Linked DNA regions of Homo sapiens: region 1 is linked to region 2. Evidence: chromatin contacts called from ENCODE Hi-C or POLR2A ChIA-PET data. All regions are on one chromosome and are shown on one strand. The core of a region is the stretch at or near the end of the contact, and the rest is flanking DNA. Distances in the headings are between cores, read along the strand shown. Region 1 has its middle 52 kb from the start of MARCHF10-DT. Region 2 holds the start of MARCHF10-AS1 (MARCHF10 antisense RNA 1).

Region 1 (6,682 bases), core at 697-3,196, 160 kb before region 2:
ATAGAAGGTGGGGAAAGAAGTACAATAATAGGAATCAAAGAGAAATGGAAGAGATGCATAACCTGAGGAGTCATGACATGTCATCACAATGGCTTCAGCAAGCAGTCAGCAGCTCACTGGTGCTAGGCATTTGCTGTCCCTGACATAGAACCAACCTGCATAATACACAGAGGTTGCAAATACCAAGCCCTTCTGATTTACCTGAATTGGTCATTCTGGTTTACATGGAATTATGGACTATTTTCAAAAAGACAAAGTTGTATTGGTTGACAGGATGTGCATGGTCTCAATGAAGATCTTGATGAAAAAGTCTGGGTGACTTTTTATACTTAAGCTTTAACAGAAATAATTCATAATTGTATTTTGGGGGCTTGGATATGGACATCAGTTTGTTTCACCAGGCTTATTTTTACATTTGTGGTAGACATTCTTCGTCCCAAGATATATGTCTTAAACTTTAATAAACTCATTCTGAAATTCCACTTCAATTTTTGTCAGAAATGTTTCTTCAATATGCATGACTTTTGGCCAGCCGTGGTGGCTCACACCTGTAATCCCAGCACTTTGGGAGGCCAAGGCAGGTGGATCACTTGAGACCAGGAGTTCAAGACCAGCCTGGCCAATATGGTGAAACCCCATCTCTACTAAAAGCACACAAATTAGCCAGGTGTGGTGGCAGGTGCCTGTAATCCCAGCTACTTGGGAGGCTGAGGCATGAGAATCACTTGAACCCAGGAGGCAGAGGTCACAGTGAGCTGAGATTGCGCCACTGCACCCCAGCCTGGGCAACAGAGTGAGACTCCATCTAAAAAAAAAAAAAAAAAAAAAAAAAAAAATATATATATATATATATATATATATATATATATATATATATATATAGATACACACACGTGTATCTATCTATCTATCTATATATACACACACATATATATACACATATGTGTATATATATTTTAATATATGTTTATATATGTATACATATATGTATGATTTATACATATTCACACATATATGTATGATTTTTGTTTTGTTTTGTTTTTCAAAGACAAAGTCTCATTCTGTTGCCAGGCTGGAGTTGCAGAGGTGTGATCATGACTCACTGCAGCCTCAACCTCCTGGGCTCCAGCAATTCTCCTCCTTCAGTTCCCAAGTAGCTGGGACTACAGGTACATGCCACTATGCCCAGCTAATTAAAAAAATTTTTTGTAGAGATGTGGTCTCGCTGTGTTAACTAGGCTGGTCTTGAACTCCTGAACTCAGATGATCCTCCCCACTTGACTTCCCAGAGCACTGGGATTATAGGTGTGAGCCACCACGCCCAGCCTGTATGATGTTAAAGGCACTCTGCTAAGCACTTAACATAGATACACAGTTGAATAAGACACAGCCCTGTCTTCATGGAGCTTGTAAATTGAAAGTGGAGGGGATGGGTGGAAGACGAATTAGACATAATAGACATATACATCAGTAACCGTAAAGCAATAAAGACTATTATCTATGTCAAAGCAGGCTGTTCTTGAACCTTTCCCACCTCTCTGAATGGAACCCTTGACTCCCTCCTCTTCCACATCCCCCCAGTCTCCTTCTATCTAAGTCCTAACCTTTCCTCCTACCCATTCCATAACCTTACAGCCTCGTCAGATCCTTCTGTAGCAGGTGATCTCTTTGGAACCTCTCCAGTCTTTGTTCTCTCCAGTATGTTGGAAGTTATTACTAGAAGCTGAATATATCTTCACAACACCCTGACTGTCCTAGCCCAGTGGAAATTGTTCAGGGAGATCCTGAACTGTGGGAATTTGCCGGAACTAATGGGCACCTGGACTCCTTTTCCTGCTCAGACACTTACTCACTAAGATTTCACTTGTGGACTCAGTCAGGACTTCACATTTCTGTTTCCTCTCATAAGAGTTCACAATGCTTTAATCAGGGTGGAATGTACATAAATGTGCATGTACGTGTGTGTGTGTGTGTGTGTGTGTGTGCACGTGCGTGCGCACACACCAGAGGGGGAAGGTAACTCTGATGGACTTTCCAACCTTTCATTCCCACTCTTGCCTTCCTGTCCACAGCCACCTCTCAAAATCCAGGTGGGAGACTGCCCCACACCACCCAGGTGTTGACAGGATCTCATGTCTTTAGCACTTCCTCCAGCAGCCCTGTCTTGGGAGGGAGGCTGAGCCAGGTGACTGGGGAGATGCTCCATGGCTGGCCGCATGGGAGGGAGTGTTGTCCTAGAAACCCAGTCCCTGGAGGTAGATTTGGATACAAAAGTTTCTGCCCCCATTCCCTCTGCCCTGATTCCAGGAGTGGCAGGGATTGAATCTCAGCATTTTCTAGTCTGCCTGTTATCAGTGTCAATGCTTTCCTGTCACCCAAAGGTCCTCACCAGATACCTCTGGCCTGCAGCCCCGGTGCCATGGGGGTAGTGATAAACCCTTATTGCCTTCAGCCTACAGACCCTGGCCAAAAGATTCTGATTCTTATCAGAGGCTGAAGGACAGGTTTTACCAGAAGTTCCTATCCCCCAGCTTGAAAAACAAGTTCATCCACTCCTTTACTCCACACGCTGGAGTTCTACCCTATTCTTGAGAAAAGGTCAACACCCCACCTCCACAATGACTCTGGAACTCACAGTGGGGTCCCAATGTGGATGCTGGTCTCTACAGTGATTTTTTGTGTGTGTGAGACTGAATCTCACTCTGTCACCCAGGCCGGAGTGCAGTGGTGCGATCTCGGCTCACTGCAACCTCTGCCTCCTGGGTTCAAGCACCTAAAGTGATTCTGACCAGCTGTGACAGTGTGCCTGGGACTGAAGGTTTCCTGGGACTTGAGATTTTCAGTGCTAAAAGTAGGAAAGCCCCAAGCAAACTGAGATGAGTTGATCCTACGACCTAGAACAGATCCCTGGACCTTGTAAACCAGTTACCCACCCTCCATGGGACCTACAGCTTTGCAAAAGCCTATAAGGGGACAAAGAAAAAGTGAGACCTGGAACAGCAGGCTGCAGCTGTCCTTTGCCTTATTCAGAACTTTTGCTGTGTTCAGAACTGTCGTGTGCACATAGGATAGTCTTTGCTCCCCTAAACTTGGATGGGAAGGAGTGAGGAGGAACAGGAACCGCTGGCATCCAAAAAGAGGCTGTGGCTGCATCTCTGGGCCATGTTTTATTTTTCTGGAATCCTTAGTGGCACAGTATCTAAAGAGAGATCATGCATGTGCTCTGGGACCCTTAACTGTTTTAAAACCTCTATCTTGGCCAGGCGCAGTGGCTCATGCCTGTAATCCCAGCACTTTGGGAGGCCGAGGTGGGTGGATCACCTGAGGTCAGGAGTTCGAGACTAGCCTGGCCAACATGGTGAAACCCCATCTCTACTAAAAATACAAAATTAGCCAGGTGTGGTGGCACATGCCTGTAATCCCAGCTACTTAGGAAGCTGAAGCAGGAGAATCGCTTGAACCTGGGAGGTGGAGGTTACAGTGAGCCGAGACCACGCCATTGCACTCCAGCCTGGGCAACAAGAGCGAAACTCCATCACAAAAAAACAAACAAACACACAAAAACCCCTCTATCTCTATGTAGAGTGGCGCTAGAATATGCCCTGATTTGGATCAAATCATTGGGCTTGCCTCTTCTGGAGAGATGTGAGTTTCCTCTGTCTTAGAAGCCTCTGCTGTGTAAGTATCCACGGGATTTGTGGTCAAGAGATCTGAGCTTTAATCTTTTTAAAGATCTCTGTGATTGATTCATGGGAAAACACTTAATTTCTCAGCTCTGCACCTGTAAAATTGATTGAACTAAGCTTCTGTGATTAAGATTTCTTCTGGCTTTGTGGTTCATCTCTTTCCCTCTACACACACACACACACACACACACACACACACACACACACGCCATATTCCACTGTATTTCTGGCCATTAACTCTCAGTGCCATACCAAGCCATATTGGAACCTGAGGCCAAAAGAAAAAATTAGTAATGCGAGTCCTCTCTTTATTTAAAATGTTCACATTTTGTTCATCGTGGGTTTTTTTTTTTTTTGCATTAACTCAGATTTTTAAAATATTTCATTAAAATGTTCCTCTTAATCTCCAGACATAGAAAAAGACCCTGAAGTCCCTGGATATGCTGGCTGCCAACATTATGAAATACAGTGTGGCGAGCTGGAACACAAGGTCCTTGTTGACATTGAATTACCGAAGAAAACTCCCCTATCTCTGGCCACTATGCGGCTTGCAAAGCATAAAATATGTACTATCTGGCACTTTACAGAAAAAGTTTGCTAACCTCTTATGCCAAGCAATTCTGAGTCAAATTTCCTGTTACTTGCAACCATAAAAAATCTGAGTATTACACTCCCCTGAACTCTGGCAGCACCAAAGTACTTGATGATACTCAAAGAGGAAATGTATAAGGGCCCCCATCAATTTATTCATGCTGTTTCCTTGGCCTAAAATGCAACACCCTCCATGTGACTATACAGTTGCCCCTCAGTATCCAGCAGGCATTAGTTTCACGACCCCTCACAGATACCAAAATCCACATACGCTCAAGTCTATTCTGTAAAATGGTATAGTACTCACATATAACCTATGCACGCCCTCTCATGTACTTTAAATCATCCTTAGGTCACTAAAGTATCTAATATGATGTAAATGCTATGTAAATAGTTGCTATACTGTACTGCTTTCTTATTTTTTTTTTTTTTTTAGATGGAGTCTCGCTCTTGTCACCCAGGCTAGAGTACAATGGCGCAATCTCAGCTCACTGCAACCTCTGCCTCCTAGGTTCAAGGAATTCTCCTGCCCCAGTTTCCTGAGTAGCTGAGATTACAGGTGCCTGCGACCATGCCTGGCTAATTTTTGTATTTTTAGTAGAGACAGGGCTTCACCATGTTGGCCAGGCTGGTCTTGACTTCCTGACCTCAGGTGATCTGCCTGCCTCGATCTCCCAAAGTGTTGGGATTACAGGTGTGAGCCACTGTGCCTGGCCTTATTTGTATTATTTGTTCTTATTGGGTTTTTTCCTGAATATTTTTGGTCTGCAGTACTGAACTTTTGGAGTCCCCTTAAGTTGTGTGCTCACTGGCCTCACCCTACTTCCAGCCCTGTTAACCTTCCTCTGCATCTGGGTGAGTTGCTTGATGACAGAAGGAGGGAAAACACAGACAGAAAGAAGAGACTAAATACCAGCCACTTTATAAGATCCCCTGGGGTTAGGGCTAGCCATAATGGTTATTTTATTTATTTATTTATTTATTTATTTATTTTTTCCTTCGAGATGGAGTCTCGCTCTGTCACCAGGCTGGAGTGCAGTGGTGTGATCTCGGCTCACTGCAACCTCCGCTTCCCAGATTCAAGCAATTCCCCTGCCTCAGCCTCCCGAGTAGCTGGGACTACGGGTACGCGCCACCATACCCAGCTAATTTTTGTCTTATTAGTAGAGACGAGGTTTTACCAAGTTGGCCAGGCTGGTCTCCAACTCTGTGATCCACTTGCCTCAGCCTCCCAAAGTGCTAGGATTACAGGTGTGAGCCACTGCGCCCAGCCCAAAACCTTATTTTTTAAAGTTAAGAAAATAAAAACACAACCAGATTGAAAACCAGAAAACAAAAAAACAATTATTTTGGCAAAATGTTACCAGATAATAAAAAAGAAATTCGGGTTTCATTTCTTGCGTTTTCCTCGCAGAGTCAAAAAGAGCAGAAAGAGTTAAGACTTAGACAAATGAGCCTCCTGGGACCCAGAAGATTCCAGAACATCCCTACCCTGGGGAGGGCCACATGCCAGACTCACCCATTCCTTGACCTAACAAACCAAAGGCTGTGGGCAACCTGCTGCCTTGCAGTGGGACCTGCAGGTCATCTTCAAATTGTACTAAGCTGGGCTCGGGAGGAGCAGAGGGCATGGAACTGAAGCATTCTTCCTGATCATGCTGCATTAGAGGACATCACAAAAAAATGCATTGCTTTCAACGAGTGCATTAATAAAGACGAAGCTATGAAATGGATTTGTGCTGAAGCCCTCCCTGGCAAGCATTTATCAAATAAATAAGCAAGAATTGGTGTTCAGGGCCAGGCACGGTGTCTCACGCCTGTAATCCCAGCATTTTGGGAGTCCAAGGCAGGTGAATCACTTGAGGTCAGGGGTTTGAGACCAGCTTGGCCAACATGGCAAAAACCTGTCTCTACTAAAAATACAAAAATTAGCTGGGTGTGATGGCGTGCACCTGTAATCCCAGCTACTTGGGAGAATTGCTTAAACCCAGGAGGTGGAGGTTGCTCACTGCACTCCAGCCTGGGCAACAGAGTGAGACTCTGTCTCAAAATAAATAAATAAATACATAATTTAAAAAAAGAAAAGAACTGGTATTTGGGTGCTATAGTTCAGGAAAGACCCAGATAGGATTGTCTTCTTTGGCCACTAACTGGCTGTGTGCCCTTGGACAAACCATTCACCCTCTCTGTACTTCATTTTCTTCAACTGTAAAAGAGGCTATGGATGAGATCACTGCTACAGTCTCTTCTACCCCTGATGTTATATAGAAGGTGCTGTATGAAAAGGGCGGGGGGAAATTTTGTTTGCTGAACCTTCCCTCCTGCTGTCTTTGTGCCCTACTGGGCATTTTTTCGCAGAAAATGTCAAATTCTTAATCAGTAGGTTTCAAAACGTGAAGCCTCCA
Region 2 (6,053 bases), core at 906-3,405:
GGCAGGAGAATGGCGTGAACCCGGGAGGCAGAGCTTGCAGTGAGCCGAGACGGCGCCACTGCGCTCCAGCCTGGGCAACAGAGCAAGACTCTGTCTCAAAAAGAAAAAAAAAAAAAAGAACCTACTTTTTCCAGGAGGCGAGTCCTGAGTTATGTTTTGGAGAAAGTGATAGTACAAAATTTGCAGAGAACAATATTCTAGGTAAAGGAATACTTCCAAGTTCAACATATATTTATTTACTCAAAGATTTTCTTTCTCTTTTTGAGACAGGGTCTCACTCTGTTGCCCAGGCTGGAGTGCACTGGCGGGATGACAGCTCATTGCAGCTTTGAATGCCTGGGCTCAAGTGATCCTCCCACCTCAGCCTCCTGAGGAGCTGGGATGCATCCACCACTACACCTGGCTAATTTTTTATTTTTTGTAGAGATGGGGGTCTTGCTAGTTTACCCAGGCTGGTCTTGAATTCCTAGTCTCAAGAAATCTTCCCACCTCAGCCGCTATTCAAAGATTTTCTGCGAACCTACTACATACTAGCCTCTAAACTAGCTTCTGGGAATACAAAGATGATTAAGACACTCCTTTCCTAGAAGAGACTCAGAATCTAAGGAGAGAACACACATGTAACCAAGAGTATCCACAAATGTGCCTGTGTTGTAACGGAAGGTTGGGTCAGATGTGAGGAACACAGAGCAGTCGGATGAAATGGAGCGCTGCCATTCTCGCCCCTCCTTCAGCCCCTCCTCTAGGACAGACCTCCAGCTAGGCTCTTCGCGGACACGTGCCAATGCTTCTGAGGCCTCGCTTTTCATCCAATCAGATTGTGCCCTTTGCAGTCAGTGTTCCCACTTCTTTGGGAGCCTGGTGGCAAACCTGCTTCATTATTGCTCTCACCAATGGATCCACCGTGGGGATGATGTTGACCCAGAATCCTGGAGGGTTTGGCAGATGGGCAAGGGTAGGTGTGATGGGAAAGAGTGTTCCATGCAGAGGGAAATGGAAACGCACAGAGACATGGAAAGACCTGCATGTTTGGGGAAAGTCAGGGAGGTGTGTGGCCAGGGAGGGCAGAGAATGAGCCTAAGGTGCAGGCAGGGAGTGGGGCGGGAAGGGTTTGTGAGCGGCTCTGGAGGCCATGGAACAGTTTCCAGCCTGGGATTGGCAGGCCAGGAGATGTGGGTTTTGGGAGGAGAACTTGGGCAGCCACATTGCAGGGGAAAGAAACCAGCCGGGAGGCTGCTGCAATGGCACGGGGTAATAAGGGGGCCCGTGTGGGAGCATCAGACATGGGAAGGACAGGGCTGGGTCTGGGGTGAGGGACAGGCTGGCGGAAGCACTGGATGCTCGCTTCTGCAAGTGGCCGGCAGGAAGCTGGCCTTTCCTCCCATCGGGGAGCATCTCCAGAGAAGACAGGACCCACCAGCCTCACTTTACCCCACCTTTGAGGTGAAGCTAAATGGCCCTGCCTTCCCTCTCCTCCTTCCCTTTCAGCCCCCACACGGAGCACTCCGTTTGTCAGGGCCTGGTCCCCCATCCCCCGTGTCCTGGCTTCCTCCCAGCTCAGGTCTTGTCTCTATCTGATTATTACAACGATCTCCTGGAGCAAGGACCCTACTCTGTCTTCTGCCCCAGGTGTGCCGTTAATGGTGGAAAACTTCAGGCTAGGTGCAGGGGAAGGGAGCCCCGGGGCTGGCCGGAGGGGCAGGTACGATCTAGAAGCCATTCTCAAATCCCCGTTGGTTCATTCACGTGTGAGACTGGATGGACTGTGCCTACCCCAGTTCCTATCCACATCATTTCTACAAAACCGAAAGCTCTTCCCTCCAAGGCCCAGATCAACCCAAAATATGGGAAGCCCAGGTTTGGTCCACAGTCACAAAAACTTCCCACTCACCAAGATGCAGTTTCCTGATGGAACAAGAGTTGATGAGATAGATAACGATCAGCTGGCACAGAATCTAGAGGCAGGTGGAGGTTATCTCAGGAGCCCAGAGAAAACGGAGGCAGTGGCTAGCCCAGTCCTGATGCATAATTTACCAGGCAACCAGGACCTGCTACTCTAGATGAAATTCCATCCTTCCCCTGCCCTCCCTCTCCTTGGGCACAGAAACGGTCCCAGGGACTAAAGCTGCCTCCACACTGGCCAGGCAGTTGCCTCAGTAACAGTGTCCAGCACCCCTTGTTTTGTCCCCCAGCCTGTCACAAAGCCCCTCTTCTTCCTGGGGAAGAGCACCAGGCCCTCTGCACCGGAGCCCACATCCTTGCAGCCTGGCACAATGGGCTCCCACGGAGTACACAGTGTTTCTTATTGTGGCATAAAATGCCATAAAGTCAGAACAAAGAGTGAGCCCAGGGCCTTGATGGGTCTGCTGCTTCCTGCCGCGCAGAGAATACAAGCGATTGTTTCAAAGCCAGTGGTGAGGCAAGTGGCCAATTAGCACGGCCTTCACCCCCACAGCCTGTAAATGTGATTCGGACCATCAGAATGGGATTCTGCTATTCAGATCAATTGCTCAAAGGAAGCGAGTCTGTTCTCGCTGCCAAATTTAGAAGCCCGAGACAGCAAAGGTGACCCAGGTTATGGCTGCAGCTCTCGTCAGGATGAGGCTGAGCCCTGCCAATGCTTAGCACTCACCCAGCCCTCAGCACCTCTGCCCATTTTCCTGCCCCTTTAAAGTGGTGTAAGGGATTCCTAGAACGTTGCTGCGACTAGGAGGTTATACATCTGTTCACAATCGTATTGGAAAAAACAATTCATTTCTCATTGTCTTCTTTCTTGTAGTTGTCAAGAAATTACCCACAACCCAGAACAGAGGAAAATGAAAGTAGGTTTTGGGGGCCAGTCCTGCCATTTTGAGGGTGTTTGCTAAATTACTCTTTTTCTGTGACTGTGTGGAACCAAATGCCATGGAAGGAAGGAATGACCACCACCCAGAGGCAAAAATAACCCCGCAAAGCTTGGGAAAGTCAGCCGCAGCAAACAATCAGGAAGGCGAGGCCAAGTTCACTGGATGCAGAGCAGATAAGAATTTTAATTCATCCTGAACGCAAGGAAAGGCGCCAACAAAGGGAAGAGGTTATCTTCCGGCATGAGATAAGATTTGTTCCTTTTCCTTGCTGGGATTCTCCAGCGTCCAGCACTTGGAGAGTTTGGGGGTTGGTTTTTTTACTGCCAGGATTCCTCTAGGAAAACCCTCCCCAAGCCCTGGCAGGGGCTGTCTGGCCCTTACCTGAAGGGACCACATTCACTCACAAGCTAGTGGCCTTGGTGGATTTGGGGTCTGCTGAATTCAGAGGTTGAACAAAGCAAACAGGTCTCCCAAGAAAGGGCCCTCAAAGCGGGCAAGACGGCTCTCTGCAAACAGGTTCGAGAAAAGCCTTCTCCCTGTTCCTTTTTCCATTAAAAAAAAAAAAAAACGACTGGAGAAAAACGTGCTTAATAAAGCAGGCGGGCTCGAAGTCAGACTCGGGAAGAACTTCATCAGGAGGCAGAATCAACACCGCAGTGAATCCAGCGGTGTGTGACAACTGGGTCCCCAGAGATTCTTCTGGGGGAAAATTTCACAACTGCCTGTCCAAAAGCCCTTAGAACAGTGGCTCCCACATGGGCTTTGCCATCAGAATCACCCGGGAACTCACCAAAAACTCGGTTTCCTGGGCCCCGCCCAGAGATTCCGCTTCAGGCGATGGGGTGGGGCCCTGGAATCGTGTTCACACCGGACCCAGGTGATCCTGACACAGCCGACTGCGGGGGTGCTTTTGAGAACTCCCAGTAGTCCTGCCTGGAAGGCGCGAACCAGCTCAAAGCTGCTCGGGGTGGGGCCCAGATTACGACCCTAGAGAAGCCAATTTATTATTCCGGGCACGCAGCCCTGCGAAGCCGAACTGACCATTTTCAGAGACCCGGAGAGGGCCCTGCTTTCCGCTCTTTTCCACAAAAGGAGCCCGGGAGCCCCAGCCCGGGCGCAACCGCGGGGTCTGGCCGATCCCAGCGCCCCCTCGCGCGGCCACCCCCGACCCCGGCCTCGCCCCCCCGGGCCTCCAGCCTCCGCAGCCGGGAAGGGCGCTGCGAGGTCTTTAAAAGACCTTTGTGTCGCGGGCGCACGCCGCACCTCCGGGGAAAACGCCCTGCGCCTCGGCCCCGCGGCTCCCCGCCGCCGCCCGCCCCGCGCGTCCCAGCCTCCGCCTCGGCGAGGGCCTCCCGCTCCGGAAGGGGCGCGACGGGGAGCCCGGCCTGGTTGCTGCGGCCCCGCGCTCCGTCCAGCCGCGGCCGGGAGGACAGGGCAGCAGGGTCCCGGCGCCGCGCCCAGGCGCCCCCTCCCCAGCCCCGCCCCGGAGACGCCTCGCTTTTCCCGGTCCGGGGAAACCTGCGGCGACCGGGCGCGCCCGCGTGGCTTCCGCTGGGCAGGGGCGACCCCTAGTGCCCAGGGCGAGCCGCGCCGAGCAGGACCGAGCCTTTCCCCGCACACCCTGGAGCCTGGGCTTGGGGCACCCTGGCCTTGAGCCCCGGCCCCAGGGAAGACCGACGTCTCCGGAGGGCAGAAGAACATCCCTAGGGTGGTGCTCCGAAAAGAGTCGCCACGGGAGGCAGGGAACCTGCCGCCCTTCCCTGCTGCTCCGAGGCAAATGGTCCCACAGAGGGAGCGACCCACACTCATTTGTCATCCTTCCTCCGGGAACTGGGACCCGCTGGAGGATCCACCCCATCACCAACCCTCCCCTGCCGCTCTCGGCCCCAAGGTGGAGACAGCCAGTTCTCCCCTGGAGGCCCAGGCCATCTCCACCTGCCCCCAGCTCAGCACACACCCCAGACACGGGTGGGCACAGCCGAGGCCGAGGAGAACCCAGCACAGAGGGACCATCCTGGGGTGCTGACCAGTCGCAGCCTTGGCCTGGCTTCCCGCCAGAGCCGTTCTCAAGACAAGAGCCAGGGTAGCCATTGGCAGAGCCATGGGCACCCAGCCTCCCCCATAGGCCACACTCCCTTGGTCCCCTGGCATCCTGGCATGACTCGCCTGGTTGGCAGCACTTTGTTAATATGGGTTGCCGGAGGTGAGTCACAGCTGTGACCTGCTGCCCTAGCTCGGTTGAGGTACACAGGAGGAAAAGAGGCAAAACATCAGGGCACACCAGGTAGCACAGAGAGGTGCCAGCCTCTTTGTGACTCTGTGGTGCCCATGCCAGCCTGCTGACCAGGCCCCCCTCCCTTGCACGTGAGAACCAAAGCCTCACACAAATGCCACAAGTGAAACCGAGGTTAGGGCAGCTGGGGAGAGTCCCTGGGTGTGCCCAGGAACCAGCACCAGGACAGCTGCTTCCCAGTGGCACAAATAACTTCCCAGTGTCACCAAGACAAGGGGTGGTGGGTCGGTAGTGGGGGCAATACCTCCTGCAGATATGCAAACAGATGAGGACAGGGGCAGGAACAGGGGCGGGTGTGAGGGCCCTTGGCCAAAGGCTGGGCCAGAGCACCTCCCCAAACACCCAGTCAAGGCTACTGGCTTTTGGAGAAAGCGCAGGATGGACGAGGGGATGGGGGCAGCTCAGGGGCTTGGGCTTCCTTGGGTAGAACTGAGAGGGTGAGAGGGTCCAGGTAGGATTGAGGGGATGTCAGTTGCTCCTGCTCCGTGCAACAGTTTCTTCCACAACAGGCAGAAACTTTCTTTCTTTTCTTTTTTCTTTTTTTATTTTTCTTTTTGAGATGGAGTCTCGCTCTGTCACCCAGGCTGAAGTGCAGTGGCACGATCTCGGCTCACTGCAGCCTCTGCCTCCCAAGTTCAAGCGATTCTCCTGCCTCAACCTCCTAAGCAGCTGGGATTACAGACACCCGCCACCACCCCTGGCTAATTTTTTGTATTTTAAGTAGAGATGGGGTTTTGCTATGTTGGCCAGGCTGGTCTCGAACTCCTGACCTCAAGTGATTCGCCGCCCCCCGCCCCCCGCCCCTTGGCCTTCCAAAGCGCTGGGATTACAGGCGTGAGCCACCACGCCTGGCTTAAACTGTTTCTAAATTGTCAGAGAGCATTCACTCAAGCCAAGGGGGAAAGAAACATATT

What was found. A loop is a pair of places that touch in the nucleus more often than their neighbours do. ChIA-PET counts read pairs that join two places held with the same protein, here RNA polymerase II (POLR2A). Pooled maps may share reads with other maps.
Region 1: a loop to region 2 is called in a map with no recorded cell type, with 2.2 times the contacts of the local background. The contact joins the enhancer-like site here to the promoter of MARCHF10-AS1 in region 2. A Hi-C loop is called at or near these places in 1 of 37 single-sample maps with no recorded cell type and 7 of 50 pooled maps. POLR2A ChIA-PET finds 5 or more read pairs at or near these places in 3 of 52 experiments (H1, HEK293 and T-cell).

Annotation. Positions count from the first base shown.
Region 1 is chr17:62,856,900-62,863,581 of GRCh38, reverse strand. No RefSeq gene overlaps it. Among named protein-coding and RNA genes, the nearest start is that of MARCHF10-DT, 52 kb to the right of the region's middle. Within about 2 kb of position 1,946, at least 2 of the 41 ENCODE cell types and tissues checked have a DNase peak (open chromatin) inside an H3K27ac peak, as active enhancers do.
Region 2 is chr17:62,702,308-62,708,360 of GRCh38, reverse strand. MARCHF10-AS1 (MARCHF10 antisense RNA 1) reads right to left here and starts at 2,155. Exons shown (of 3, transcript NR_147886.1): 1 at 1,892-2,155; 2 at 754-929. It overlaps MARCHF10 (membrane associated ring-CH-type finger 10), which reads left to right. Exons shown (of 11, transcript NM_152598.4): 10 at 2,780-2,822. RefSeq lists an enhancer at 2,036-2,827 and silencers at 3,690-3,916, 4,095-4,504.